Regions from separate parts of the Homo sapiens genome. Here region 1 is linked to region 2. Evidence: chromatin loops called from intact Hi-C (ENCODE). Cell type or tissue: thyroid gland. All regions are shown on one strand. Each heading gives the region's core, and the rest is flanking DNA. Links, peaks and the distances in the headings are about the cores only.

The links. A loop is a pair of places that touch in the nucleus more often than their neighbours do. Peaks named below come from ENCODE experiments on the same cell type or tissue, not always from the same donor. Only the 100,000 strongest peaks of a DNase experiment are listed, where the experiment ranks them.
Region 1: it touches region 2 in a loop (4-fold over the local background); 20 of 110 quality-filtered maps call a loop at or near these places.

What each region holds. Positions count from the first base shown.
Region 1 is chr11:71,073,295-71,089,096 of GRCh38, forward strand. SHANK2 (SH3 and multiple ankyrin repeat domains 2) reads right to left here. Exons shown (of 26, transcript NM_012309.5): 9 at 1,865-1,981. Among named protein-coding and RNA genes, the nearest start is that of SHANK2, 170 kb to the right of the region's middle. In thyroid gland, for the core only: a CTCF peak has its summit at 7,121 (motif pointing left); a DNase peak (open chromatin) is centred at 7,127.
Region 2 is chr11:70,805,839-70,821,640 of GRCh38, forward strand. SHANK2 (SH3 and multiple ankyrin repeat domains 2) reads right to left here. Exons shown (of 26, transcript NM_012309.5): 12 at 14,526-14,844; 13 at 1,164-1,333. Among named protein-coding and RNA genes, the nearest start is that of SHANK2-AS3, 49 kb to the right of the region's middle. In thyroid gland, for the core only: a CTCF peak has its summit at 9,207 (motif pointing right); DNase peaks (open chromatin) are centred at 6,283 and 9,213; H3K27ac peaks cover 369 bases.

The DNA of each region.
Region 1 (15,802 bases), core at 3,928-11,927, 270 kb after region 2:
ATTACAGGCACATGCCATCACACCCGGCTAATTTTTGTATTTTCAGTAGAGATGGTGTTTCACCACATTGGCCAGGCTGGTCTTGAACTCTGACCTCAAGCAATCCGCCTGCCTTGGCCTCCCAAAGTGCTGGGCTTACAGGAGTGAGCCACCGCGCCTGGCCAGGCTTGCTTTTTTAATTTTTATTTTGGAGACAGGGTTTTGCTCTGTTACCTAGGCTGCAGTGCAGTGGCATGATCTTGGCTTGTTGTAGCCTTAAACCCCCAGGGCTCAAGTGATCCTCCCACCTCAGCCTCCTGAGTAGCTGGGACCACAGGCACATGCCACCATACCCGGCTGATTTTTAAAATTTTGTAGAGATGGGGTCTCACCATGTTGCCCAGGCTAGTCTCAAACTAGATCAAGTAATCCACTCCTCCCTCGGCCTCCCAAAGCACTGGGATTACAGGTATGAGCTGCTGCACCTGGCTGGAAGGCCTGCTTTTTTCATGTGATGGTGCCACGCATGCCTGGTGGGGGTACCAGAACTATCCTGGGGCTTTGTCCGCCACGTCCTTCCCCATCTCATGACTCTGATCTGCCCCTCTCCATGTTCCATATAGAGACCTGCTGACGGGGTAGATGGCTGACTCCAGAACTGAACAGAGTTTGCATCCCAGCTACAGAGGGTGGACAAGAGAGCCCGGCTCCTCACGCATCTTATGGAGCATGGACAGCATGGAGGCGTGGCACTGACCAGACCTGAGTCTTGAGCCCAGTTCTGGCACCAGCTGTGGGAGTGGGATGCTCGCCTTGCTTTCCTGGGGCTCTGTTTCCTCCCTTCTACAACAGGGTAACAGTTCCCACTGAGGCAGCAGGTGAGGATGACCTGAGATGCCCCCTGCAAGGCCTTCCCGGTGCCCCCCAGGGTCAGGGCTGGCTGGGGTGCGTGCCACTGCAGCGTGTGAGAAACAAACTTACCCGTTTAAACCCAAAGAATGGACTTAGAGACCCGGAGAACAGCGAAAGTGAGACTCTTAATGATGGTTTTGCAAATCAGGTGTCTGATGGGCAGGCACACCCAGCATGGTTTCAACAAGCAATTTATCCCCCAGTACACAGGTCCCTCCCCCAGCTCCTCAAAGGCTGAGTACTGTGGGTTACAATTTTTCTGGACGTTGCCTATTGGTTGTTGGGTTGGGGCTTTACGTGTTTTTTTAAGGATTGTTTTGCTGTGTTTTGCTGCAGTCCACAATGTGTTGCAATTTTAATTAACTTAGGGGCTTTTTAAGTATTTGACTTATGACCCAAGTAGCTGGGCAGGCTGATAAGAACAGACAATGCGAGCTATTTTGCAAGCTAGCAAAGTTTCATCTTAGACTAAACTTTTTTGGTTTGGGTGAGGGCCACTAAGGGGCAGGGGCTGACAAGCAGGCATTGGCTAATTAAGCAGGGGCTTAGTATATTTTGTTTCTTTTGTAGTTTGCTGACCTAAGCCAATTTTTTTTTTTTTTTTTTTTTTTTGAGACGGAGTCTCGCTCTGTAGCCCAGGCTGGAGTGCAGTGGCACGGTCTCGGCTCACTGCAAGCTCCGCCTCCTGGGTTCACGCCATTCTCCTGCCTCAGCTTCCCGAGTAGCTGGGACTACAGGTGCCTGCCACCATGCCCGGCTAATTTTTTGTATTTTTAGTAGAGACAGGGTTTCACCATGTTAGCAGGATGGTCTCGATCTCCTGACCTCGTGATCCGCCCGCCTCAGCCTCCCAAAGTGCTGGGATTACAGGCATGAGCCACCGCGCCCGGCTGACGTAAGCCAATTTAAGGCACTTTGTTTTGGAAATGGACCACTGTATACATTATTTCCTTTAAATGCGCTCAGCACTCACCTGGTTGTAGAGGGCGCAGATGTGCAAGGCCGTGTTCCCCGAGGCATTCTGGGCACTCATGTCTGCCCCGTAGAACAGCAGGTGCTCCAGGTGCTGCACGTGCCCGTACCTGCAGGCCTGAAACACAGAACCCAGGCTGTGAATCAGGAACCCTCCGCCACGACAGCCGCATGCACACACAAAGTACACCAGCCACTCGGCTGCTCCACCAGAACCCCAAGGCAGGGCAGGGCCTGTGCAGACCCCAACCACCCACCCACCATCTGGGCAAGCGCTCTAAAGACATCAGCATGCACCACCAGACCCCTGGCTGTGGATCAGGGAGAAAGACCTTCATGGTGGGATTGGGGACTGGTGCTCAGTTGTGAGACAGAGGGTCTGGGAAGGGGCCCCAAAGTCCCTTCCATCCTGATCCCGGGGCCTAGAGCCCAGAGGTGCAGGATGTCTTTCTCCCATCCTCAGTGCCCAGCTCCACAAGATGCAAACCAGAAGGCTCAGACCCGGCTTCAGTTACCCAAGCTCCCCCTTCCAAGGGGGCAGCACAAAATGGCCAGGAGAGGCCTTCACAGCCCTGCACTGCATCCACAGGAGTGAGCCCTGTCCTTCGACGTGCGACGGACGGCCCCACGACTGCTTTAATGCAGTCCAGCTCCTAAGTAAGTTGCAGGACGCAGGGGTAGGGCAGACCCATACTATGATAACTCCTCTCTGAGAACTGCAACATGTGTGACTTGTGAACCGTCAGGGCCCAGGGGTCAAACAGACCCAGTCCTGAACCATTTATCAGAACTTTCGCCTGAGTACCTATGTGCACCCTCATCTGTAGGCAGAAACAACCCTTAACCCTCACAGGGTTCAGATGAGAATCACGTGGGACAAAGAACACCACAGGGCCTCACACGAGGCTGGGCACTGAGTCAGCACTTGGTGAGTCAGTGATGCCCCTCCCCACCCAAGCTCACAGGGGCCAGGGAGGTCCCCGCACAGGTGATGAGGGCCCCTCTGTCCAGCCACACACTGCTCGACATGGTGGCCACAACCTTGGACCTGGAGAAAAGTCGGTCCTGACCTAACACATCTCAATCCCAGGGTCGGGAGGGAAAGAGGTGAGCCCCACCAAGGGCAGGCAGCCTAGGGGTGTTGAGAGCAGTAGGCGCCATGGTAGCCCAGGAAGGGGTTCTCATGAATCCTGCTCTACTGCTAATTGAGACAGATAGAGGTGAATTTCACCTTCTCAGGGTCCACGAGAAAGAGCTACACCTCAGCAATTAACAGTGAGGAAAGATGACAGGGAAGATATTGAAACTATTAATTGGATGAGCTATAAAAACAAAACAAAACAAAAAAAAAACAAACAAAAACAAAAAACGAAAAACAAAAAAAAAAACCACACACACACACGAGAAATTTCCATTTACCATTGCTGTGTCTCCCACAAATCTCATTAATTTATAAAGTAGATCCCTGTTGCAGGTTTCCTTGCTGTCACCTGCCCGGCCCCCATGGCCCCTTCTTCTGGGAACTCCACCTGCGTTTGCCTTTGGGGGCTACCCCAGCTCCACTCTCAGAGGTCCAGGGAAGGCCTCCCCACCCTGCTCCTGCAGAGGCACAGGACATAGGCAGGAGCCATCAGGTTCCAACTCCCCAGGCACAGTAAGGGACGCCCAGCTGACCTTAGAGAAGCTACCAAGTCCCAAGCTAGAACATTCATCACAACTACTGGGGAAAAAGTTCTTTCCTTCTTCCAGAGTGGGGAGCAGAAAAGTGACAGAGCCTGGGAGCTGCTGGGACCCTCAACACAGAAGGGATGTGTGACAGGGGCAGGGAGAGGAAGAAAGGAAAGGAAAGAAAGAGAGAAAGAGAGGAGACAGGAAGAGACATGCACAAAGCCAAGATGACACTGTCTGAGCCCCTCTAAGCTGCAACTGACCCTGGAATTTCCGGGACATAACAATGAGGCATAACTCCCTCCCCTCACCCAGTCGTTTGCATTGGGATTTGTGTTCCTTGAACTGAAGGATCCCTGGCTATTTGGCACTCCCCAAAGGACTTCTGGGAGGCAACACTTTGTTAAAGCTTAATTTAATTGCTCTGTGGTCAATAAAGACAACTAATGTTAGCATAAAAACACTGAACAATTAATCCACACTCATTATTCCCCTTCCCCCGGTTAATCTGAATTTATGAGCTTGTAAGTTCCATCAGTCAGATGGCACCAGAGCACTCTTCCCTTGCAAGGGCAAAATAGGCTCAATGGGAAGAGATGAAACGGAACCGCTGACTCCGGGTGGATGTCTCGTAGGCGTGTTCCCAAGAGCATGCTTCCATTTTCCACTTTTCCCACATCCATTGTTTTATAACACACAAACCCGGGAAATACAGAAAAGGGCTGAACAAAAACCAAAAGTCACCCAGAATCCCACAGTCTTAGCACTAGCAGTAATTTTTTTTTTTTAAGTGTCATTTCGGCTAGTCTCTTCTTTCTGTTTTAACCCCTGGTGGTTGAGGCACGGAGCTCACACCTGCTGAGGAAGATGCAGCTGCCATGCAGGGGGGTGAGGGGGATCCAAGCCAGGTGGTGGGCAGAAGGGTCCACAGACGGCTGCACGCAGGGCTCTGCACACACAAGGACACTCAGGAAAGGGAATGGGAGCTGGGCTCTCACTGTCAAGGAAGTTACAAATACAGTACAGGAGAAAACTAGAATATGCCTTGTGGTGTTGGCTTGGAATGGGAGTATCAGTAGAAACTCACGGTTCCTAATATAGAGACTAATAAAAATGAAAATGTGGATGCCTGTGTGTCTACCCATCCCTAACTCTGCCTACTGAGAGGGTGCAGGACCAGCAACAGCCCAGCAGCCATCAGCACCCCAAGCACCTGCACCTTGGCTTCTAAATACCACTCCACACTAAAAAGAATCAGGCTCCTTGGAGAAGCAGCTGATTCCTGAGGCAAGGAAAGAGCAAGGTGAGCTTGAAATATCTTGTTGTGCCAGAAATAAAGGAAATGGTAAAAAAAAAAAAAAAATCAATGGGGCTGTGTCCCAAGGACACAGGAGCCATCCTGAAGGGACACCCACTGGCTAAAACTGGGATAATAATAACAGATTATTACCTCCTGAATAAAGAGAACTCTGCAAGTCTGCCTTGTTGTAAATATATGAATAAATAAACAAGAAGAGAAAGCTTTTCTTTACAACAGCAAGCCAACTAATAATGTAGAAGCAATGGTAGGATTAAAAAAAAATCTCCATTTAGCAACCATAATAGCATTAATTCTGGCAAGAAAGGCCAATGGATGCCAAAACTGTCAGGTGAAAGGGGTATGAGAAAACAGATTTTTGCATAGCCTCAAAGATCACCAAACAAGATCTATTAATTACAAAGGAGCAAAGTAAGGCAGGAGGTGGGACTCAGGAAGCGGGACTCAGACACCGGACCAAACTGAGGACTAGCTAAAACAGGGCGGGGCAGAAGCAGCTTTCCATAAGACACGCCCATCAGTGTGCCACATCAGTTTACTGTTGCCATGGCAACACCCAGAAGTTACCACCCCTTTCCCTGGCAATGGCCTGACGACTCAGAAGTTACCACCCTTTTCCTAGCAATTCCTGCAGAACCTGCCCCATAATTTGCATGTAATTAAAAGTGGGTATAAATGTGAGTGCAGCCCGGCCTCTGAGCTGCTGCTTTGGGTACACTGCCTCTGGGGCAGCCCTGCTCTGCAAGGAGCAGTCTCTGCTGCTGTTCACAGCTGCTTCAATAAAGGTTTTGCCAACATCACCATCCTGCCCTTGAATTCTTTCCTGGGTGGAGCCAAGAGCCCTCCTGGGCTAAGCCCCCATTTTTGGGCTCACCTGCCCTGCATCAAAAGAGGAGAAACCCAACAGACCCCACCTGACTAGGTGGTCGGTGTGACCTCCACAATGAGTACCAGGCGAATGGTCCCCATGTATCCCCGTGAAGGTGTGATGCTGACAGCACAGCATCCTTTCTAAGGCATTCCTGCCAAATGCATATGCTGGATCCCATCACGAGCAAACACTGAGCAAACCCAACAAAATGACCGCCCCAAAATCTTCAAAACAGTCACAGCCATAGGAATTAAGGGAAGCCCGAGGGAGTCTCCCAGATGGAAAGGCTCCAGGCAGGTCCCAGGCTGGATCCTCTTCTATCAGGGATGTTACTGGGACACCGTCACCACTCAAATGTGCTCTCCGCGTGGAGGGCATATGGGAGTTCCTTGTACTATTCTTGCAACTATTCTATAAGCTGGAAATGGAAACAGTAATTTACAATTTTAAAAAGAAAGTTAATAGGCCAGGTGTGGTGGCTCATGCCTGTAATCCCAGCACTTTGGGAGGCCGAGGCGGGCGGATCACGAGGTCAGGAGATCGAGACCATCCTGGCTAACACAGTGAAACCCCGTCTCTACTAAAAATACAAAAAATTAGCCGGGTGTGGTGGCGGGTGCCTGTAGTCCCAGCTACTTGGGAGGCTGAGGCGGGAGAATGGCGTGAACCCGGGAGGCGGAGCTTGCAGTGAGCCAAGATCACGCCACTGCACTCCAGCCTGGGAGACAGAGTGAGACTCCGAGAAAAGAGAGAAAGAAAGAGAGAGTAAGAAAGAGAGAGAAGAGAGAGAGAGAAAGAAAAAGAGAAAGGGAAAGGGAAAGGGAGGGGAAGGAAGGGGAGGGGAAGGGAGGGGAGGGGAAGGGAGGGGAGGGGAGGGGAAGGAAGGGGAGGGGAGGGGAAGGAAGGGGAGGGAAGGAGAGGAGAGGGAAGTGGGGAAGGAGGGAAAGAAGGAAAGAAAGAACGAACTCGCTTGACACAAAGATACTGAAAGCTACCAAAGTGTTAAAAGAAGGAATTCATCCTCCCACAAGAGAAGCAACACTAACCTCCTTTTCTTATTTTGAAAAGGGTGTCTGGTCTCTGGCTGTTGAGACAGCTGAGAGGGTGATAGGAGGGTGGAGAGTAATGGGATGAAAGGCAAAACACTGCCCTTGACACCTGCACCCCGTACCCACTCTCCTGAGGTGCTTTTTGGAAAATGCATGTGTGGGAGGCTCCACCCATGTCTGCTGCCTCTGAATCTCCTGCTGAGGCCTGGGCAGGGGCACCTGGAGATGGCTCCCCTCGAGACTGTTTGCCCCAGCGATGCCTAGCGTCCCACCCGCCCTGTGCAACCACAAGACTTGGTGTGAATTAGAAAAAAGGGTGCTCCTTCCTTCAAGCCATTTAACGCCACCTGCTGGACACTGGTGATACATCTACAGGACCTAAAACTATGGCAAGAGGAACGGCGCCACCTGGGGTTGTGCAATGCCCAGCACAGCAACCAGAGCAGCGGGGAGGTCACTGCACTGCAGGGGAGCAGCACAGGTCGGCTGAGACGAACCCCCTATCACTTCTGCTTGGCTCTGTGCCCCAAACAAAATTGTTCCCAACCACACTTAGGCATTTCTCCCAAAACATATGCCTTGTGACATGAGGTAGAGACACCACAGCCCACACAACAAAGAGTCACATCATTTCGGCTCTCACTGGGTCAGGAAGTGGGCTGCCCGTCAGTAGAGAAACAACGTCTCGTCCAAACACAAGCAAATCCCCCTCGCATGGCCTGAGCCACCAGCTGCTCCGTGGCCCCGCATACCACGGTTTTCAAAGGCTGGCTGTGGTCTTCCTGCTGGCCCAGTAGTCAAGGAGGCCAATGCACCTGAATGAATGCAGGAACACGGGCAGCGGACGGGCTGTGATGCAAACCAGAAAGTGGCTAGTTCAGTTTTGTTGGTGTTGCGGGCTGAATTGCATCCCTGCAGCATTCATGCGTTGGAGTCCCCACCCCCAGTACCTCCGCATGGGGCTGTATGTGAAGAGGGTCTTTCGAGAGGTGATTAAGTTAAAATGAGGCCATTAGGGGGCCCCTAATCCCATCTGGCCTGGCTGGTATCCTTATAAGAAGAGGAGCTGGGGACACAGACACACAGAGGGACGACCCTGTGAAGATGCAGAGAAAAGGCGGTGTCTGCAAGCCAAGGAGAGAGGACTCAGGAGGAACCAGCCCTGCGACGCCTTCGTTTGGGACTCCAGCCTCCAGAACTGTGAGATAATGAATGTCTATTGTTTGAGGAACTTTGCAGTGGCAGCCCTATGCAGCAAACACAATCACTTTGGGTCTACTAATGTGTGCTGTTCAGCCTGAAATGATCACAGACAAAAGACATCATGCTATAATTCCAAAAGGAGAGATGACTGGCATTCCCACATAAAGCTGCGGCCCTTGCCCACCTTCCCCATGGAGCCCATCACTCTCATAACATGATTTTTGGAAAGATGAGGTCTCTTAAAGATGTCACCTATGTCAGGAGGGCAGGATAGAGGACCTGCCAAAGTGCAGAGGGTGGGGTGCTGGTCTCGGGGTCTTCACCCATCCCCTCTCCTGTTCCCCGCATGTCCCTGAAGAGTCAGGGCTGACTGGGAAGGCAGGTACTCAAGGGTCCTCATTCCCTCTGGAGGCTCAGAGAGAGAGGATGCCTCTCTTCCTTCTCCAAACAGAACCTTGCCAGGCCAGAGGGGCTCAGAATATGGAACTGACCTCCCAGGTCAATTCAGAGCTGATCCCCTGAAAGCACAGCTCACTGTTGCGGCTCCAGACACGGGGGCCACAGAGGCTCGGCCGCTCGTGCCCAGGGGCAGACCCTGAGCCCCAGGTCCAGAGTGACACGGGGAAGGGCTCCCGTGCTCTGGTCCTGCCACCTGGCAGGGACCCCACACTCTCACACCCTGGAGGTGCTCATCTGGAAAGGTGCAGTACCTGCCAGCACCCACGTCCCACAGTGAGGCTCGGTCCCAGTTCCAAGGCTGCCAAGCACATGCCAGCACAAAGGGCCAGAACCCTGTTCACAATGTCCCCCCGGAGCCAATGCATGCCAGCTGCCCAGATCTGAGGGTCACCTGCCAGCACCACAGCCTGGTTCCAACACTGCTCCCACGTCCCCTGGCCAGAATGAGCCACTCCTGGCTGGCACTGTGGAGCTCCTGGGCTCTCCACCTGGCTGCTGTTCACGCTGGCCCTTCCTGTGCTACCTGGCATTGTGCTTACCGTGACCAAGCCCAGGCTTGGACACCGCGGTCACTGCGGTGCCTGAACAGTGGTCATCTCAGTGCCTAGGCAATGGTCATCTTGGGGCCTGGACACAGCAATCACCTCGATACCTAGATGGACAGTGATCGCCTCAGCACCTGGACACGGTGGGTACCACAGTACACTAGAAAAACCTCAATCTGAAGGAAGACCACAACCCATGTGGCTCCATCCCATTCTAAATGCTAACTTTCCAGTCAAGCATTGACTCCCATCTCTACCAGGCAGCTCACGCTGGGCTGTACACAGTCCCACCCTGGCAGGAAGGTAACCAGAAAGCTTGGACCCAGAACGACATAACGTGGGGCTCCAGCAAAGAACCTCCCACAGGCCTGGGAGGATCAGGGGCCTGTCCCCTCGCCGTGGGGCCCAGAGAGGCTCAAGAGCTGAGGGCATCCGGCCAGGGATGGGCAGGGGGCAGCCTGGAGCAGGAGGAGAGGAGAAGTCACTGTGGCCCGAAACTATTTCTTTAAGGCGGACACTCTTCATTTAAATGCGATAAATAACAAATAGCAGCCAGTAACAACATTCAGACTGATGTCACACCCATTGCACAATGGGAGCAAAATCAAACGAGGGGCTGGGAGCAGGTGTGGTAGGCACTCTCTGAATACAACGGATTGTTTCTTAACGCCCGCCCCCCCCCCAACCCTTCTGAAACAGGTTCTCACTCTGGTTGCCCAGGCTGGAGTACAGTGGCATAATCTTGGCTCACTGCAGCCTCCACCTCCAGGCTCAGGGGGTCCTCCCACCTCAGCCTCCAAAGTAGCTGGGATTACAGGAATGTGCCACCATGCCCTAATTTTTGTATTTTTGGTAGAGACAAGTTTTGCCATGTTGGCTGGGCTGGTTTTGAACTTCTAGGCTCAAGTGATCTGCCTGCCTCAGCCTCCCAAACTGCTGGGACTATAGTGTGAGCCCCTGTGCCCAGCCTAATGTATTATTTACTTCTAATGATGACGTCAGACGTGGCCACATGATGATGACAATGATGACAATGAGGATGATGATGGGGGGACAGATGATGACAATAATGATAGGGACATTTATTAAGCACCTGGTCTATGCCGGGCACTGCAGAAAATGCCTCACGTAAATTCTGTCATAGCTGTCTCCAGAGCTCTACAAACTGTTACTCAGCCAACCTGAGAGATTAGCACACAAGCTCAGAGAGGGTGGGGCACTTGCTCAGGTGAGCCAGCGAGCGATGAGGTGGGTTTGCAACCCCAGGCTGCATAACACCCAGGCCAGAATATGGCCAACAGACAGCATGAGGAGAGTCCCTCATCCCGAAGATACTGAGTCAAACTCAGAGAGGGAGGGAGAGAGCCAGGCTTTGCCCCAAGGAAGGTACCGGGGTTCAGCACATGGAAACGCAGGGTCTGGATCCCTCACCAAGCGGCATCCTCTCCAGGACCACACCCCCTGTGGCCAGGGCCAGCGTGCTGTGAAGTTGCACGGTGGATGTAAAAGTCTTTAGCAATTAAAAATACAGAATGAATACCCCCAAATCTGACCCCTGATGTCCTTGGGTTGTGGGAATGCATTGGGGTGTTTCTTAACTTGCTTCTTTATACTTCTTTGTATTTTCCAAGATTTCCATGATGCATGGGTAATTTTTTGGTAATCAAAAACAAAACAAAACAGGGTAATTTGAATAACAACTTTTTTTTGGGGGGGGGAGACAGAGTCTTGCTCTGTCTCCCAGGCTGGAGTGCAGTGGCGCAGTCTCAGCTCGCTGCAAGCTCTGCCTCCTGGGTTCATGCCATTCTCCTGCCTCAGCCTCCCGAGTAGCTGGGTCTACAGGCACCAGCCATCACTTGCTGCTAATTTTTTTTGTATTTTTAGTAGAGATGGGGTTTCACCGTGTTAGCCAGGATGGTCTCGATCTCCTGACCTCGTGATCTGCCCGCCTTGGTCTCCCAAAGTGCTGCGATTACAGGCATAAGCCACCGCACCCGGCCCGAATAACAACTTTTAAGATAATTTGCAGACAGCCTGAGCTCAAATGGGGCTCTTCTAACATCAGCCTGTGGGGATGGGGCATATCCCCACTGTGTGAAGTGGAGGGTGGATCTGAAATGTGTCCTTAGGCCATGTGCACCTGGCCTGAGACAATGATGGGAAAGCAGCGGCCTGGGGAACCCTGGAGTACACCTGCAGCATCTGTGAGCAGGCCTGGCTGTGGCCGCGCAGGCTCTCCCACACGATGAACGCCCAGAACCCTGGGACAGGGCTGTCCATTCTCCAGGTGCTAGAACAGAGACACAGACTTTAAATGCAAAGCCCATCAGCCTGAGAGCTCGGAGGTGCTTCTCCCGAGAGGGCAGAGCCAGGCACAGCCCAGTGAGGTCCAGGAAAACCCACCTGCCCCTGTAATTTCTTCTGCCACAAATGTGCTGTGAGTGGTTTGGATGTGAGAACCCTACAGGCAGCATAGAGAACCAGGCTTCTGGTAAGAGACAGGCCAGGAGTGAATCCAGCTCAGCCAACTGCTTGCTCCGTGGCCTTGGGCAAGTTACCTGCCCTCTCTGGGCCTGTGAACTCATATGGGAAACAGCAATGAGAAGTAACCAGCTCTGAGGATATAGAATCATAGTGCAATTAAAGCAGCTCAGGACAATGAATGCCCCCAAATTGCTACGGGTCCTATACACATTTGACCATTTTTACAAAGACAAGCCTCTGTCATGTGCCTGGGTTTGCTACGGGTCCTATACACATTTGACCATTTTTACAAAGACAAGCCTCTGTCATGTGCCTGGAAGGGTTTGTTCATTAAAGGAAATCTGAAATTAAATGTTCCTCTTCCAGGAGCACTCCTGTTTTAATGATATCAGTGACAGCTCTCAAAATCAGTAGACTTTAGGCTAGGCATGGTGGCTCACTCCTGTAATCCCAGCACTTTGGGAGGTTGAGGAGGGCAGATCACTTGAGGTCAGGAGTTCGAGACAAGCCTAGCCAACATGTTGAAACCCTGTCTCTACTAAAAATACAAAATTAGCTGGGCGTGGTGGCACACGCCTCTAATCCCAGGTACTTGGGAGGCTGAGGCAAGAGAATTGCTTGAACTCAGGAGGCGGAGGTTGCAATCAGCCAAGATTGCCCCACTTCACCCCAGCCTGGGCAACAGAGCAAGACTCCATCTTAAATATATATATATATATAATATATATGTTATATAATATATAATATATATGTTATATTATATATGCTATATATTATATTATATAAAATATATAACATATTATATTATATAAAATATATATTATATAATATATTATATAATATATATATTAAATATATATTATATTATATATTATAATATATATAATATATTATGTTATATATTATATTATATATGTTATATATATAATATAATATATAACATATTATATGTTATATATATTATATTATATAAAATATAATATATTATATAATATATTATGTTATATAATATATATTATATTTATATTATATAATATATGATACAACATAATATATTATGTTATATTATATAATAATATTATACAACAATAATATATATTGTTATTTTAATATATTATATATTTATATAACCTTAATATATATATTAATTATATATTAATATAACATAATAAATTGTTATATATTAATATGTTATATATATTATGTTATATATTATATATATTATGTTATATATTATATTATGTTATATATTATTATATATAACATATTATATGTTATATATATTATATAATATGTTATATAATATATTATATAATATATTATGTTATATAATATATTAAATTATATAATATATTATGTTATATAATATATTAAATTATATAATATATTATGTTATATAATATATTAAATTATATAATATATTATGTTATATAATATATTAAATTATATAATATATTATGTTATATAATATATTAAATTATATAATATATTATGTTATATATGTTATATATTATATATGTTATATTATATATGTTATATAAGATGTTATATAAGATATAGTATATGTTATATTATATATGTTATATAAGATATAGTATATGTTATATTATATATGATATACATTTATAATATATGATATATGATATATTATTTATAATATATAATACATATTATATATTTATAATTTATATATTATATTATATATAATTATGTAATATATAATTTGTTATATAATTATGTAATACATAATTTATTATATATAATATATAATATAAATATATATAAATATATTATATATAATAATATATATATCATTAGACTTGGAGTTAAGCAGATGATTCTCCATAATATTGAGTGGGCCCCATCCAATCAGTTGAAGGCCTTAAGACTGAGGTCCCCTGAGAAGGATGAGATCCTGCTAGAGATGGACTTGAGACCCGCACTGTGGCATTTACCGGGCCACTTGGCAGGGTAAATGTGAGCACTTATGAGGATGATCTGGGAGGCAGGCGGCACTGTCCGCTGCTCCTGCAGGCCCGTGCAGGGCACCCGCACCCATCCCTTATCTGCTCCGTCCCTTATCATCTGATAGGCACAAGGGCCCTGCAGATGAATGAGAGGAGGCTCGCGAAGGCAAAGTTGCTTCACATTATCACTGAGAATCTTTAGCAGGGGAGAAAATGGCTTTCCGGGCCTTTCATGAACAGGCAGCAGACCACCAGAGGGCAGTGAACGCACCTGGCTGGCTTTCCAAACCCTGCTCCACATTTTCTAAGCTGAGGTGGGAGCAGGTGCACTGCCCCAGAGCTCAAGCCTCCAAGGTACCAGTGCAGCTGCACAGGCTCAGGCCCCGGGACCAAGGTGGCCGGGTGGCTCTGGGACAGCCAGGCTCTGAATGCAAAGCGCAGGGCCTCAGGGACAGAACCTGGCCCTTTGCAGGCCAGGAGTCACAGCTGAGAGCTGCAGTGAGTGACTGATGGTCAGGGCTCCTGCCAGCCTCCACCGTTACCTCCATCCCAGGGCCAGCTGGAGAGATGGGCCCGGAGACATTTGCCTGGTTGGGAGAGAGGGCAGGAAAAAGGAAAAAGGAGGGGTGTGGGAGGGGAAAGGACGGAGCTCCAGGAATCCCCAAAGTTGAGACACAGGGGCTATTCTGGCAAAAGGGCTGGCGGCTGGATTCAGGACTCTGTGAACTACTCCACGTTTAAGGAGGTTTTAGCCTGCATCACACCTTCAGAGCTCAACAGGAAAACAGCAATGCAACCAGAGCACTGTGATGTCTAAAGGGAAGACATGTCTGGAAAACACAAATTCAAGCAGGCATTCTCACAGAGAACAAGCGAGCTTCGGGTCCCATACGCATTTAGCTGGTTTTGTTGTTGTTGTTGTTGTTGTTGTAGTTTTGCTCTTATTGTCCAGGCTGAAGTGCAGTGGCGCAATATCGGCTCACTATAACCTCTGCCTGCTGGGTTCAAGCGATTTGCACGCCTCAGCCGCTCAAGTAGCTGGAATTACAGGCGTGGTACCTCCACACTTGGCTAATTTTTGTATTTTTAGTAAGACAGGGTTTCACCATGTTGGCCAGGCTGGTCTCGAACTGCTGGCCTCAGGTGATCCACCTGCCTCAGCCTCCCAAAGTGCTGGGATTACAGGCGTGAGCCACCGCACCTGGCTGCATTTGACTATTTTTACAAAGAGACGCCTCTGTCCTGTGCCTGGAGGACTCATTCACTAAAGGAAACCTGAATTTAAACCTTCCTCTTCCTTGGGCGCTCCTGTCTTCATGAAGTCAGTGACTGCTCTCAAAACCAGTAGACTAAATTGATGATTCTCCATAATGTGGGTGGGCCCCATCCAATCAGTTGGAGGCCTCAAGAGAAAAAAGACTGAGGTCCCCTGAGGAGGAAGAGATTCTGCCAGAGACAAACAGGATCCCCGCAGCGGCATCAACTCTTCCTGGGTCTCCAGCCTGCCCTGCAGATTTTGGACTTGCAGCTCCACCACTGCATGAGCCAATTCTTCAAAATACTATTTTAAAAAATTCTGTATCTGTACACACACACACATGCATGCATGTGCACACCCTATTGGTTCTGTTTTTCTGGAGAACTCATCACACCTGAACACACAAACAACATTGAGTGGTTTCTATGGTGTCATCCAGCGACATCAAATGACAGTTCTGTTCACGTGAATCACCGACTTTGAGTTGACTGAGAACAAGACTCATTATCCATTTGGCCAGGCGGGAGGGACGTCCCCAACGTCCATGTCTCTTAGAGACTCACAACTCAGCCTTGTCCCCTGGGGGCCGGCAGCTGTTCGGTGGAGACCCTGTGAGACTCGAGAAAGATGTGGGTGTTCAGGGTTCCATGACTCCCGCCCCTCGCCCAGCCATGTTTGCTGGTAGAAATGTCTCGTGGGTGACTGCACCACCCCACCAGGGGCCTCCCCTCATCCTGAACTTGACCTTGTGGGTGACTGCACCACCCCACCAGGGGCCGCCCCTCATCCTGAACTTGACCTTGTGGGTGACTGCACCACCCCACCAGGGGCTGCCCCTCGTCCTGAACTTGACCTTGTGGGTGACTGCACCACCCCACCAGAGGCCTCCCCTCGTCCTGAACTTGACCTTGTGGGTGACTGCACCACCCCACCAGAGGCCTCCCCTCGTCCTGAACTTGACCTTGTGGGTGACTGCACCACCCCACCAGGGGCCTCCCCTCATCCTGAACTTGACCTTGTGGGTGACTGCACCACCCCACCAGGGGCCGCCCCTCGTCCTGAACTTGACCTTGACCTCAAATCAGCCTAGTGAGTTTTAAAAACCAAGCTCATTAGC
Region 2 (15,802 bases), core at 5,272-13,271:
TAAGTGAACTTAAACAATAACCAATAGAAATGATCTAATGTAAAGAAAAATGACTGAAAAAAATGAATAGAGCTCCAGGGACTTGTTTGATGCTATCAAATGATGAAATATGTGTGCAGCAGAAACACTGGCCATCAGGCAAGAGGGCGGGGCTCTGCCATCATTAGAATGTTGCAGTAACCCAGGTCAAGCTGACCTGATCAGTGTGTCGCGCAGAGAAAGGAACTGAGTCAATTACCTGCTGGGGGCCAGGAGGCAGCCAGCTGGGGAAGGCGGGATTTGAACCGGGCCTACTGACCTCTAAGGGCCGCACCTTCCACCCATGCCACTCCAATGGCAACCTGCCCTCCAATGGCAAGGCCCTCCAATGGCAGGGCCCGGCATGCTGCCCTCCAATGGCGGGGCCCGGGCATGCTGGCCACGTGTGCTAGGCCTTTCTTGCTCCACCCAGTGAGTTCCTACCACCCCACACAACCTCCGCAGCCCACACCTGCCATGTTGCTTCTGCTGTGTGCCTCAGATGACACCACTGCCAACTTCCCTCCAACCCTACTTTTATCTTCCTGCAGTGCTTCACACACCTGACTTCCCCCTGGGCAGAAACCATCACTGGCTCCCCAATACCCCAGGAACAATGTCTAACCCCTTCTTGACCTGGTGTTGACAATGGCCCCCCCAGAGGCTTCTCAACGCTGGTTCTCAGGATTCTGCTTTGAGAATCTTTCCTTCCAACCTGGTAGAATTCCTTCCTTTGAACACTGCAGGCCCCGGGCCTCAGGTCACACCGGACCATCTACCTGGAGACCCCAAAGCCGACCCATGCCAGGGCCCACCCCGACACTTCAGACTTAGGGGATGGAAAGGAGCTCTGCTCTTCGATGCCCTCATCTGGCTCCCCCACTGCCCTTCTCAAGTGGAATCTCATTCCCAGTGGACGTGTCCCCTTCGATCCCTGAGACCCAGCACTGGGGAAGCCGCAGCAGCTCCCTGGAGAGTGAGGGAAAGGGTCTGGGAACGTCACTCTGTTCCCCATTCCTGCCCTTCCAGGGGCCCGTGTTTTCCATGGAGAAGCACAGCCTTGGACATCGTCCCCACAGCAGGCCGGGTGAAGGGCCCCAGCCTGACCTCACTCCAGGAGCGGAGGACAACCAGCAGACACTGACCTTTGACCCTGTCACCGCGGTGAAGGGGGATCTCGCCGTCCACTTGGGGTTGGTATGGCTTGACAGCGACGAAGAGCCTCCCGGGCACGGCACTGTAGAGCTTCCGCTTGGGCCCCGGGTACTCGAAGGCCGAGAGTGAGTCCTTGTTGGCACCAAGAGCAAAAGGCGACCTGGACCAGGTGAGAGGGGCAGAGAGAGAGAGAGCAGAGTCACAAGGTCACAAGCCACATGCCACAAACCACAGCCAAGCCATTCAACGCATGCTGCGCCTCGGCTGGCCGCATCAGAACTCCTGATGCCAGACAGGAAGATGGGAACAGGCCGGGGCAGCACTGTGGTCAGAGGCTCAGGCAGATCCAACAATCCCACTCGCAGGTCTGCCCCGCACAGACAGAAAGCTGCCACTCGGGGAGACGTCTGCACACCTGCGTTCACAGTGGCACCGTTCACAGCAGCCCAAGGGTCCCTCCACAGAATGGAGAGACACAGGGTGGTCCAAACATACAATGGAACGCTGTTTAGCCTCCATCAGGAATTAAACTCTGGGCCAGGCGTGGTGGGATCACATCTGTAATCCCAGCACTTTGGGAGGCTGAGGTGGGCAGACCACCTGAGATCACGAGTTCGGGACCAGCACGGCCAACATGGTGAAACCTCGTTGGTACTAAAAATTCAAAAAATAGCAGGGTGTGGTGGTGAGCACCTGTAATCCGGGCTACTGGAGAGGCTGAGGCAGGAGAATTGCTTAAACCTGGGAGGCGGAGGTTGCGGTGAGCCAAGACTGCACCATTGCACTCCAGCCTGGGTGACAGAGTGAGACTCTGTCTCCAAAAAAAAAAAGTAAACTGTGACACAGGCTACACCATGGGTGAACCTTGGGGACACTGCTCAGTGAGATACACCAGACACAAAAGAACACAGACTGTGTGATCCCAGCCATGCGAGGGCCCGAGAGCAGTCAGATTCATGGACACAGAAAGTAGAATGGCGGGTGCCGGGGGCTGGTGGAGAGAATGGGGAGTGAGGGTTCAATGGGGACAGAGTTTTGGTTTCACAAGATGAGAAGGTTCTGGAGATGGATGGTGGTGATGGCTGCACAGCACTCGAATGTATTCCACTGAACGCCACTGAACTGTGCACTTCAAAATGGTTCTAAGGTGATAAATTTGATGTTACACCTATTTCTCCACTATTTTACTTCATTTTATTTATTTATTTGAGACAAAGTCTCCCTCTGTCACCCACGCGGGACTGCAGTGGCATGATCTCGGCTCACTGCAACCTCTGCCTCCCAGGTTCAAGCGATTCTCCTGCCTCAGCCTCCTGAGTACCTGGGATTACAGGTGCCCGCCACCATGCCTGGCTACTTTTTGTATTTTTAGTAGAGATGCGGTTTCACCATGTTCACCAGGATGGTCTCAAAGTTCTGGCCTCAAATGATCCACCTGCCTCGGCCTCCCAAAGTGCTGAAGTTACAGGTGTGAGACACCGCACCTGGCCTATTTTGCCACTATTTTAAAAAAGACTAGCCTGGGCAACATGATGAAACCCTATTTCTACAAAAAAAAAAAAAAAAAAAAAAAATTGGCCAGGCATGGTGCTGTGCATTTGTGGTTCTCGCTCCTTGGGAGGCTCAGGTGGGAGGATTGCTTGTGGCCAGGAGGTCGCGGCTGCAGTGAGCCATGATTGTGCCACTGCACTCCAGCCTGGGTGACAGAGTGAGATCCTGTCTCAAAAAAACAAAAACAAACAAATCCCAAAGAGACTCAGGTGGAGACAGAAATCCAGGAAGGCCATGGGTGTCCGACACTTCATCCACCTCACTGTGAGCGTCAGTCACACTGGACGAGGAAGCACCCAGGGCCTTCCATCAAAATGGGTCACGACCTCGGTTCTCCCAGTGCAGTTCCCAGCGGCCCCAGCGAACCACGCTAGAGGAACTCATATCCGTTCTTGCTGTATGTCATTGATTTTGCACAGAGCTATGTTTTCAACCTGACTTCTACACCCGACAGTAAGACACACCTTAACAGGGCCCAGAGACAGGACACGCAACACAAAGTACTCTGAGATGCACCTACACAGTGCCAGGACGGGCGTCCTTAGAAACAAACGCATCTACACGGAGGAAGTTGGCCAGAAATTCAGGACGGCCCTCCCGGGCACATGCTCAGAAAGACAGGGAAAGTGTCCACCTGCGGCTGGCATCCTCCAACAGGGCGCCTGGCTGCAGGGAAGCGAGTGGTCTCTGACCATGGTTCCCCTCCCAAACTTTAGGTGCTGTGGCCTCTGAGGCGATGGAGGCAGCATCAGTCTTTCTATGAGGACAGGGAGGAAGGGCCCATGCACACAGGGACCCATGCAAAACAGGCTTGCAGGGAAAGTTCTAGAAGCGGATGTGACTACCCTCTTTTGGCATTTAACATAAGCCTCCCCCTGATCACCTGCCTTCACTACTGTAATCACCCGACTCATGTGTCCCTGATAATTGCCTTATAGTTTGCTCTGTGCTTGTATAAAGTTACAGAAGGGCAATGGGGCTGTATTTAGTTCTGATTCTTACTCCTTCTCTCAGCATTAGGATGGTGAGATCTGGCCATGGGGACCTTACCCATGTCAACGTGTTTGAGGAGCCAGGGCTCCATGTACTCCGATTACTCTGTAGGGAGCAGATTGGGCCTGAATACTCAGTCTGTCTGCCTGACTCCAAATCTCAGATTTGTCCTGAAACCATGGGGAGCAGAGACAGGGCAGGACAGTGGCCTCTTCTGGAACAGGTGGGCGTCTTGGATGCTTACCTGGGCTCTGAGGACATTGAGAGATGGGGGAGGCTGCAAGCAGCTAGGACTTCCCTGTCCCCTGTCCCTAGGGATGCCATTCCTCCCCCAAGTCACAGCCACAAATGTGGCAGTCACAGACTCCTGGGGGCACAGGTGTCTCTGAGCTGTCACTGCCATGCAGCCTGGGCACAATATGGAGCCCACCGGGCACGGTGTGGCACAGCAGTGCATCGATGTGCACAGCCAGGAGAATTCCAAAGGACCACTGTTCCCCATCGATGGACATCATCTATCCCCAAACACCCCAGGAGTTCCTGGAGCAGGAACTCCTGCAAAAGCTAGGTTTGGTGGCCTCCTCTTGTCCAAAGGCATAGCTCAGTGAGCCACCAGGGAGCAGAGGGAAAGGACACTGGGCACTTCCTGCTCTGCAAGGGGAGCTGATGAACGCAACAGCAGCGCTGGGCCAGGCCCCCACCTGAGAGGCTTCCCTGCCAGCCTGCCCAGCCATCTGCACGTGTACCAGCACTCAGACACATTCAACTCAGCCTGACTCAGGCAGGGCTGGACTGGCACAGGACCGAGAGCTGGGAGGGGTGGGAGCCTGTACCGCAGGCACTGAGCGTCTCACGGCTGTCTCCTCTCTGGCTCCCAGGCCAGCAGGGATGCGGGGAGGAGAATCCCGGCAACCAAGGGACTCCAAGGAGAATACAGCACCCCAGGGTCAGAATCCCTCCTCTCCTTGAACTTCCCTTAATGCACCTGCCCACATCTGCCCCGAGTGATGAAGCCAGCAAGGCTGGCGGCCATCATGGGCTCTGTGGACGGCCTGAACCTCCCGTCACTCCCAGGCTGACCTGCCCCAGCTGTGTGACCTTCAGTGAGTCACTTTACCTCTCTGAGCCTTAATTTTCTTATTTGTAAAATAGGTGGTAGAGGGTGGGGGTAGGGCGAATCCCCACCACCTGTGGTTGCTGGGAGACTAATGAGAAAATGCAGATGAGAAGCTCAGTTCCCAGCCCCGCTGCAGCTCCGAGGGCAGTCACTGTCTCTGCATTGACCATTATCCAGGCTGGACCGGCAGCAGCCAGAACACAGGGCTATGCCGACATCATCTCAACCCCCTCTCCTGGCCGGTGATGCGACATGGGCGATTGGAGGAGCTGGATGCATTAGGCCCCATCAGGACTGAAGGTTAGTCCTAGTGATGAGGTCACAGGTGGCCCCAGTGTCCCCTGGGCTGCATGGATGCTCTTCAGCAGGTGGAGTGGCTGCAGGTCAGGTCAGCCCAGCCCCATGATCAGTCCCCAAGCACCCGGATAGGTTGACTCCAGGGGGAGCAAGGTGAGGCTTGTGGGCTTCCTCCCGAGGGGAAAGGGTGGGTCAAAGTCTAGAGGAAAAATCAGATGAACAAGGCTGACAGTAGCTGGGGCAGGGCAGAGGGTGAGCCACAGAGCAGGAGTCACAGGGTCTGTTCACAACTGTTATGTGTCTGACACAGCAGCTGCTTAAGTCCAGAACTTAGGAACCAAATGAGGAGTGCGTCTTCTCAGGATTTCCACACCCAAAGAGCTCCTGCAAGGAACCCCACGGCCCCACTGTGCATCCTCAACAGCAGCCGGCAAGGGACACTGAGCCTGCCCTGCTTGAGAAGTCAGTTAACTTCATCAGAATTAATCCATCCACTCATCTCTTCTTTGTTATCCATCCAGGCCTCCTTGCCCAAATACCTGTTCTTCCATCCATCCACCCACCCACTCATCCACCCACTATCCATCATCGATCCATCCATCCATCCATCTACCCATCCATCCACCCATCCATCCACTCATCATCTACCTATCCATCATCCATCCACTCATCCATCCATCCATCCATCCATCATCTATTCATCCATCCATTCATCCAACATCCATCTACCCATCCATCCACCATTCATTTATCCATCCATCTACCCATCCATTCATCCATCATCTATCCATCCACCATCCAGCCATCCATCCATCATGTATTCATCATCCATCATCCATCTACCCATCCATCCACCATTCATTCATCCATGCATCTACCCATCCACCCATCCATCTTATCATTTTTCTGAACATCTATTCACTCATCTACCCAAAGTTCAGAAAGATCTTGCCTGAAGCCCAGCTGAACACTTACTATCCATCATTGGACAAGTTAGCTACCTCTCAAAGCCTCAACCTCCCCATCAAAAAAGCGGATGATCAGGAGTAACTGTGATAACGCACTCTGCCAGGTGTTATGCAAACATCAGCACCTTCACACTGCCCTGCTGCAGCTGCAAAGTCAGTAACAAAGTGCCTGTCTCACCTCACTGGTCCAGCTGGCACCAGAGTGCGTGTCACTTGACAGAGAAGTCAAAGTGAACACAGCTCCAACCTTGAAGCTCTGTTTCTTGATTCTCTTTGCAGGAATCAGTTCCCTAACCCATCAACCCCAGAGCCTGGGGAACCTTTATCTAAAAACAGGAAAGCCTTATTTCTTCTAGACCAGAGTGGTGTACACGGTTGCAGGCAGTGATTACCGGGCAGTGACATACGGTTCCAGCCAAATGCTCACATGTCTTCTTATTCACTGTTAATTTGAACCTCAAAAAGTCCCACAAAGGCAGAAGGTGAAAACTTTTGTCCCCATTTTACAGGTGAGAAAATGGAGGCTCCATAAATGGTGACTTGGGTATGGAAATACAGAGCTGGTCCTCACATCCTAGCTCGGGGTTCCCTGCTCTGTCTGGTGACAGAATGAGGTGAACAAGATCTCACCTGCTACAAGGTGTCTTATCCTTGTGATGTCTCATTTGATGAACTACATCCTCCTGCCAGGTCCCACTCTTCCCACAGCAGCCATAGTCAGCAGCAGAAGCCAGACCTCTGCAGCCCAGGGAGAAGGGCTGCCCCGCTCAGGAGACATGGCACCCGGGCCACGCTGGGGGTCCCTCCTGCTGTCCTGCCTGCACAGTGAGGACTGGTCTGAAGTTCCTGCATCCCAAACTGTCCATGTTTTCCTTATGTTCTGGCCAAGAACAGCCAGGAGGGATTCTAACCAACTTGTTTTGGTATAAGGGCCAAATCACTGAATTCTTAAAATGAAAAAATTGGTAATCTTCTCGGTGGGGTGACTTGGATCAGTGAGTTGGGCCATTTCCCAGCCAGCCTGGGTGAACAGGAACTGGCCGACATACTGACCTTTCTCCATTCATTCATTCACCAGTCAGTTACACATTCATTCATTCATCCAGCAAGTACTCTGCGGGTGGGCTGTGAGCCCATCGCCATGTGGGTCTGCAGACCCCCGTGAATGGTAGACACGGATGCAGGCCTCAGGGAGCTGACGGTCAACTGGGCAGAAGCACAGGTCAGCAGATGCATTTCCGCCCATCTGAGGGGTCAGCACAGAGAACAGGGCCAGGACTTGAGGTCAGGGTTAGAGTCCACAGGGCCTACCCACAAAAGGCTACAAGAGGGGACAGCTGGGTAGTGCAGAGAGAAGGGCAAGGGCACGGGAAAGGCTCTGCAGGGATGTTCGGGGAGAAATGGATGCCACACGGCGCAGTGGTGCCAGTGAACGAGCACCAGCTCACCCTGGATGCAGCCTCAAGGCTGGACCGGAGCAGACAGAAGGTGGAGGTGGGGAGCCCCATTGAGGGCCCCTGTGGCCATCCCAGGGGAGCTAGGGGAGCCCCTGATGTGTAGAATTGTGAGAAAGTTGGAGGTTTCAAGAGGCACAATCACCCAGGCCTGGGACCTACTCAAGGTGGGTAGGTGGGTGTGTCTTCCAGGTTACGGCTCACGCAGAAGATGGCAGTAGGGGAATAGAGAAAGCTGTCAGCTCAGGTCTCTGGCACAGAGGGCAGCACAGCAAACGCAGGAGTTCCCAAGCCCTTAGCGTCTGTCAAATGTTACTAAATGCTATTGGCTGACAGTTGTTTTAAAGTTGAAGGCTCAGGTCCTGTGTCATCTCCTGTCTGGTCAATATCACCTCCCTCCCTGGCTTCCCAGGACTGTGAAAGTCAGCCCGCACCCAAGCCCTGTGCGTCTCGGGCCTGAGGGCTTCACGCTGCCTCTGTGATTCTGGTGACGGCATCTCTGAGGATGCACGACAGGGACTTAGGATTATTCACAATGTCTCACCTTGCTGGCTGCAATGACTGCTTCAGGGACGGACACAGGACACCGGCTACCCCTCCATCTGGCCCCGGCTGTCTGCCAGACTAACCCTGGGCACAGGTGAAAGTCAGGCTGGGCATGGTGGCTCACCCCTGTAATCCCAGCACTTTGGCAGGCTGAGGCAGCTGGATCACCTGACATCAGGAGTTGGAGACCAGCCTGGCCAACATGGCGCAACCCCATCTCTACTAAAAATACAAAACTTAGCTGAGTATGGTGGAGCATGCCTATAAGCCCAGCTACCTGGGAAGCTGAGGCAGGAGAATCGCTTGAACCTGGGAGGTGGAGGTTTCAGTGAGTCAAGATCGTGACACTGCACTCCAGCCTGGGTGACAAGAGTGAGACTCTGTCTCAAAAAAAAAAAAAAGAAAGTCAGGGCCACCGGGAGAGCTCCCAATTCCACACCTCACCCCTACTCTGCCAGCAGGGCCCAGCCACCCCCACTTTCTAGGTCAGGATGATGGGGCACAGGAGGGCAAGCAGGAGCCGCAGTCCTGGCACTGACTTGAAGCCCCTCTGCGGGCCCCACTCCAGCAGTGTCCCTGGGCGGCCAAGGCCCCTTCTGCCCATTTCATCCGCCTGAAACCCTGAACGCAGCTGCACCTCAGTTCCCATGCCAGTTTCAGGAAAACAGAGGCCACTGGGCCAAAGACGGGCTTCCCAGAGCCCCACTGGGTCCTGCCGGGGTCCAGCCCCTGCCTGTGTGGCCAGGTGGGTGCCGCTCTTTCATGCGTGCAATGGACGACGCATGGACAGGGCGGCAGCATTCATCTCCACCAACTGAACTCAAAAGCATGAGTCCTTCTTTCCTGCTGAGCTGACCCCACCCAAGCAACGTTCTTGAAGGAGAGGGTGGCCAGGACATTCCCTGGTGGGTGAGGCCAGGGCAGCCCTTGGGACTGGCTGCCACTTTGTAGAAATACATCCAGAGTTGTTCTGAACCCGGGAAGGCCAACCAGCCCCTTGGCAGCTGGGAGAGACCCAGAAGGAACAGGGATGCCCCCACCCCACACACTCCCAGAGCAGGGACTCAGGTGTCTCAGGAATGTTCTCAGGACAGTGGTCCAGCAGTGCCAGTGGACGCCACCAGAGGGCGCCCCCAGGGGCGGAGCTGGCTGAGCCTCACACCTGAGGGAGCAGAGGTGTGCAGGTGCACTGGCTCCTACCCTCCCGGACCAGCACCTTTAGGAGGATGGGAGAAGAAACACACACACACACACACACACACACACACACACACACACACACACACACACACACACACACGAAAATGAGAAGGAGGAGGCACAGGGAGGAAGGAAGAACACAGGCCAAGGGACAGGTGGACAGGTAGGCAGGAGAGACTGTGGGGGAGGATGGGGGCAGGGACAAGTGTGGGGCGTGTTCCTCTCTCTGTCTCAGAGGGACAGCCCTGCCACAGGCTCTGGCTCACCTGGGAGGGGCTTGTGCAGTGATGGGCAGCGAGGGACCCTGTGGTGTCTCCACTAACAGCCCTCACCTCCCAGCGGACACTCACCATCCACAGATCGGCCCCCTCACACCCCTTGCAGCCCCCTTCCTGTTACACCATCACTGCAACACCAGCTCCCAGGCTGGGCCCGGTGAGCTCCTTGGGGCGCTCGCCATTGTGCAAGCTGGCTCAGGGCAGCTTCGAACCAGGGTTGGCACCTCCATGCAGGAAGCAGACCCTGCCTACAGCTCTGAGCCCAGGCCAGGAGGCACTGGGTTGCTTGGTGCCAGCAGGAGTCCCGGTGGGGGCCCTGGGGAGGCTGGGAGGCCTCCCTGAACCCCATCAAGGCTGCACTTGAGGGTGTGACCTGAGGCTGGTTCTGACCACACTGCCACGCCCACTGCAGTCCTGGCCAAGGTTTCTGGGGCTTTGGGTCAGCGTTTAGGCAAATAGGTCTGGCCCAAGAGGGGTGCTGAGCATGTGCAGAGGGACAGGGGACCTGGCCAGTCGCCTCCCTGCCCAGGACAGTCGGCCTCCTCCTACCTGGCCATCTCTGCTTCCCCTGCTTCTTAGCCCACACAGGCCTCTGCCACCGGGACAATAACACCTGATACCCTGTGCTCCCTGCCCCATGGCAGCCAGCGGGGTCTTTCTACACTGTCCACAATAAGGATGAAGATGAAGACGACCCTAAGAGTGGCCGACGTTTCTGCAGAACCGAAGACTGTCTATGAGCAGCTGTGGATGTCAGTGCAGGCCAGGTGCTGAAAGCCACTTAATCCACCCAGCACACTCGGGAGGGGGTGAAAGTCATCAGCCCCACTTTACACAGGAGAAAACAGAGGCACAGAACCAGCAAGTGACTTGCCCAAGGTCAGCTGGCGGGTGGGTAGAGCCAGGTAGCCCTGGCGGTCAGCACTGCTTGGGGGATGTTCAGCACCGGTTGCTCAGCATGGGCTGATGGGCAGCTGCTCCACCCTTCAGACAGGAGGAAGTGGGGAGGGCTTTCCCCTCCACGGCAGGGAGAGCACGCTGTCACTTATGCTTCTGATGGTAACCAGAAAGAGCTCTGGGTCACCCAGGGCCCCCAGAGGCTGGGAGCTAGCAGCCTCCCTGAAAGTGGCCCGTTAGTGCCACATGGCCAGGGCCCGTTGCCCTAGGAAAGAGCTGGTTTTTCAGGAATAGTAAGGCAGGCGCACAAGGCATGGGGCTGAGCTTTGAGCTTCGAGGATGAACAAGGAGCAGAGGGGCTCAGCCACCTCCTGGAGCCTCCAAAAGGCCCTGGGTTGGGTTGCACAGTCCTGTGATCCACCATCCAGCATCACCAGGGCTGGCCGAATGAGCGTTTCCCTATCTCAATAAAGGCCACTTCCACAATGGGGCCTCGGTCCACAGCCAGGAAGCAGACAGCTCTAGCCAGGCCCCCCTCCCCTGGCTGTACCTTGTTTGCAGGACATTCAGACCAAGTGTGCTCAGGGCACCAGCCTTTGCACCCCGGCTATGTCACCTGAATGTCCCTGCGCCCAGCATGGGCCTGGGTAACTGCTCCATAAGCAAACAATGTGCAGTGAACTGGCTCCCTTCTGTGCCTCTCACCGTGCAAAGACACTTCTGCCCCCCGAATGCATATGGCCCTATGCAGGGACAGAACACAACAGTGGCACCTGCATGCCCCACCCTCATCCCAGGGGACCTCAAAAAGATGCCTGGAGAAGCATGCCTGCCTCCAACTCTCCATCCCACCTGGTCGCCTCGAAGGCAAATGCTCACCACTGCTGTCCCATAGGAGGGGACGTCAGTGCCACTGGCAGGTCCTAGTTAGGACACGGGTCTTAAGGGAAGGACCTCTCAGCTCATCAGTGCCCATCCAGAGGGTTCCTCCTACAGCACAGCTATTGCTACCATTGAGGATGCTGAATCCTGGACAGATGGATATGGACAGGGAGGCTGTGAAGGGGTGGGGAAAGGGAAGATGGAACAAGGCCAAGAAAGAAGGGACTGACGGGTCAGGGCCACCAGGTAAGAGCAGTGCCCCTCGACTTGGGACAGGCAGTGGCCCACAGTTAGGGGGACTGGCTGTCCTGATTTTAGCACTGAAAGTCCCACATCACAGGCAAACCTGAATGGTTGGTCACTCTACCAACGGTTCTAGGTGACAAAGGGGACAGTCTTGGCCGAGCTCTGGGTCTTGGGTTGGACATGGACCTGGGCTCTAAGAACCAATGTGGAATGCGCACTGGCTGGACAAGGTGCTGTGGGAGGCGGCCACCCTGAACGCCTTCAGCTGATCTTGAGAAAAACCTGAAGTTGGTCTTTCTGGGACCCTTTTTTGAGATGGAGTCTCGCTCTGTCACTCAGGCCGGAGTGCAGTGGTGCCATCTCAGCTCACTGCAACCTCCGCCTCCCAGGTTAGAGCGATTCTCCTGTCTCAGTCTCCTGAGTAGCTGGGATTACAGGCATGCGCCACCACATTCAACTAATTTTTGTATTTTTAGTAGAGATGGGGTTTCACCATGTTAGCCAGGCTGGTCTCAAACTCCTGACCTCAAGTGATCTGCCTGCCTTGGTCTCCCAAAGTGCTAGGATTACAGGTGTGAGCTACCGCACCTGGTCCCTTGTTTTATAATTGACAAAGATTAGGCAGATTGGGTTTTACCTGCCCAAGGTTATGCAGCTATACAATGGTACAGTACAGAAGCGTGTATGCAGGAGGCCAGGCAATGAGCATTTGAGGCAGGCTGGCCACCATGATGACCACACACACACACATACACAATGATTCTCTCTCTAACATGCACGCGCATGTCTACACACCAGCATGCACACAGGCAAATGCACACAGACCAAAAAAACACAAAAATGCATGCACATACATACACAGGCATACACAAACACATACACACATGCACACACACATGTGCATTCTGTCCCCCGTTCCTCACACATGAACAGGGAAACAGGGATGGTCAGACCGCAGCTGCAATACACCCGGCTGCTTCTCTCTTTCCCGAGCCACATCTAGCACATCTAGTCTGCAGCCAGCTCAAGTCCCTGGCCACGCTGCCTTTGCTGTCTTATTAGATTTTGTACTGGGTGAAGGGGACACACTCTTTTTAAAACTGTAGTCAGAAGTCTTGCTAAGTGTGTGAAGTGGAATTGGCTGCCTCGGGGGAGCCCTTTAATTTAGCTTCCCATTGTTCTCAGCACCTGGGACTCCTCCCTTGGGGTCCTTCCAAGCAGGAATCTAGACCAGAAGCAGCTGGACCTCCTTGTTTGGCTCTGGTGGGAAGCGTCTGTGGGCTAAAGGCCAAAGCGTTGAGAGGACGTGGGGTCTGCCAGCTCTAAGAGGATCAGGCCTCGACCCTGTCTAGGGGCCGGGAGAAGTGGGCTCTCACCGGCATGTTCTCCCCACAAACTCCTTGGCTGTGGCCCCAAAGCCTGGGCTGCTGGTCATAGTCAGGGTGATCAGCCCCTCCTGGGACCACGTGAGGCACTGACCCTCCTCAAACTCACACGGAGCTTGCCAGGTGGAGCCCCTGGGGGCAGGGGTGGTGGCGGTCTTCCTCCCTGACATCCCTGACCTTAGCTGGCAACAGAGCATGACCCAGGCCTGCAAGACTCCCCGCAGCCAGGCTCTGGACCCCGAGTGGCTTTGAGGCCAGGGAGGAAACAGGAAGCATGTAGGATGGGGGCGAGGGTCAGGGGCCTCAGCACTGAATGCCGACATCACCAAAAACATGGCAACGGCCGGGGAAGCACGGGTCCAAGGCCCAAATCTGAGGGAGTGCCAAGTCACCAGATGCCAGAGCCAGGGGCCTGTGCCGAGTCCTGCCCTTGCTACGTTCTGGCTGTGTGACCTCGGGCTCCTCATAGAGGCGTCTGCAGCAAAGAAGCCAGCACAGTGAACTCCTGGAGCAGCTGTACCCATGAGAATGTGGAGGCATCGGTGGCAACGGCCACTGCCCCTGCAGGTGCAGCTTTCGTGGCTGGAACCGACACCAACCCTAGCACCTGGGGCCCCGACAATGAGCTGATCCCTGGGAAGTCTCTTCCTCGACTGAAAATTCTGGGAGGTGGCGTGAGAAAGGCAGAGACCTGCTTGGGAGTTGGAGCTCTGAGTGCAAATCCAGCTCCCCTGGCTGCTTGGGAGGCAGGAGGGTGGGGAGAGACCCAGACCTGGAGTTGGACGCCGAATGGGGTGCTGGGCAGGAGACCACAGGCAGTTCCCAAAGTCTGCCCTATGCTGCCCATGTCCTTGTCTAGGAAATGGAACGAGGCACAGGCTCCTGTCACCTGGGGCTGCTTCAGAGACTGACAGACATGCCCTCTGTGCTCCTGCCATGCTGGACCCAGGCCTGCAAGTGCTCCCCTGAGGGTTAGCGCTACCTGAGACCATCCCTGCAGCTGCTGAGACAGCCAGACGCCAGAGCCCTGAGCCGGCCTCTCCGGCCCCCAGCATTCTCCTCTGGGCTGGGTTTCTCCCTGCCACCCACGTGTGCACCCTCAATTTGGATAAGGTGTGTTTGCAGGCTTGCAAACATGGCCCTCGGGAGGGCACACACCCCTGACCAGGCTTGCAGCCCTGCCTCTCTCCCTCTTGACATTTCACTTAGGACCAAGAAGTCAGTACACAAGGAAAGGAAACAGGACCCGAGAGGCCAGCAGTATCCCCAGTCCACCCCAGGATGCTCAGCTCAGCCTGCACACCTGCCCCGAGCTTTCATCGTGTGCCTCCATGAGGCTCGGGAAGGTGACCCCAGCCCCCCAAGGGGAGACCGTGCCAGCAGGGACAGTGAGCAAAACTCAGGCATGAAAGTTTCCTCAACATCTGGGTTGGAATAAAATGGGCTTCCTGCTCAACTTCTGGGCCACCCCAAGTTGGAGGAGCTGGGACCCCCAGCACGTGGCGGTCTTCCTTCCCTTGGCGTCTGCCACTCCTTACCCGACATGCCAGAGAGGCTGCGGCCTCTTGCCGTCCTCGCCTGCGCCGCCCAGCCTGTTGAGCGATGGGGACCGGCTGCGGGGCCCGGGCACGTAGCTCCCAATGGTCTTCGCGGCCCCCTCGGGCTTGCTGGGCATCTGCTGCAGCAGCTGGGGTGACAGGCTGCGGTGCGAGGTGGCCGTGGAGCAGACGGCCCAGTCGGGAGCGCTGGCATTGAGGTTGTTGTCACTGTTGGAGCGCAGCAGGACCCGGGGGGCGGCCAGCGTGTTGGGGGGCCGCCGCCGGCGGTTGGAGTACGCCGGGGCCTCTCGGAAGGGCACTGGGGAGAAGGACATGGAGAGAGGCCGGTGAGTGCATCTGTGTCGTGGTCAGCTGGGTGGGGACCCTAGGGAGGTGCAGGCCTGCGTGCGTCCAAGCCCCCATGCGAGCCCAGCAGAGGGGAGCTGTGAGTTCTGGGCCGAGACCCCAGCTGGACTCCACCAGGCCCAGAACTCACCCCTGACATGGAAGCAGAGAGACAGGCTGGGGACGGAGAACATCTCCACGGCACGGAGCTCAAGCCAGTACTTCGCATGGAAGGGACGTGGGGTCTGAGCTTCCATCTGGCCTGGGAGACGTCCGGCTGGCTTGGGCATGTGTAAGGACGGGCCACCCCATCACACAAAGCAGAGAGGGCACTGAGCTGCCTGCCGCAAGATGCCTCCTCCCCACAACCTAAGTTGAGCCTCTGGGGTGGGCTGAACTGTGTCCCCCAAGTTCGTGTGTTGACGTCCTAAACCCCAGTTTTCAAAATGTGCCAATATTTGCAGGTAAGGTCTTTACAGAGATCATCTGGGTGGAGGGCCATTAGTGGGGGCCCTGATCCCATAGGATTGGGGTCCTTATAAGAAGAGGCGATGAGGACACAGACACACACACAGGGATGACCCCGTGAGGACACAGGGAGAAGGTGGCACCTGCAAGCCATCAAGAGAGGCCTCAGGAGGAACCAGCCCTGCGATGCCCTGATCTCAGACTTGTAGTCCCCAGGACTGGGAGGTGTAAATATCTGGTTGTTTTGTTGTTGTTGTTGTTGTTTTTGAGACAGGGTTTCGCCCTGTCACCCAGGCTACAGTGCAGTGGCACGACCTCGGCTCACTGCAGCCTCCGCCTCCCAGGCTCAAACAATTCTCCTGCCTCAGGCTCCCAAGTAGCTGGGATTACAGGTGCCCGCCACCACGCCTGCTAATTTTTGTATTTTTAGTAGAGATGAGGTTTCACCATGTTGGCCAGGCTGG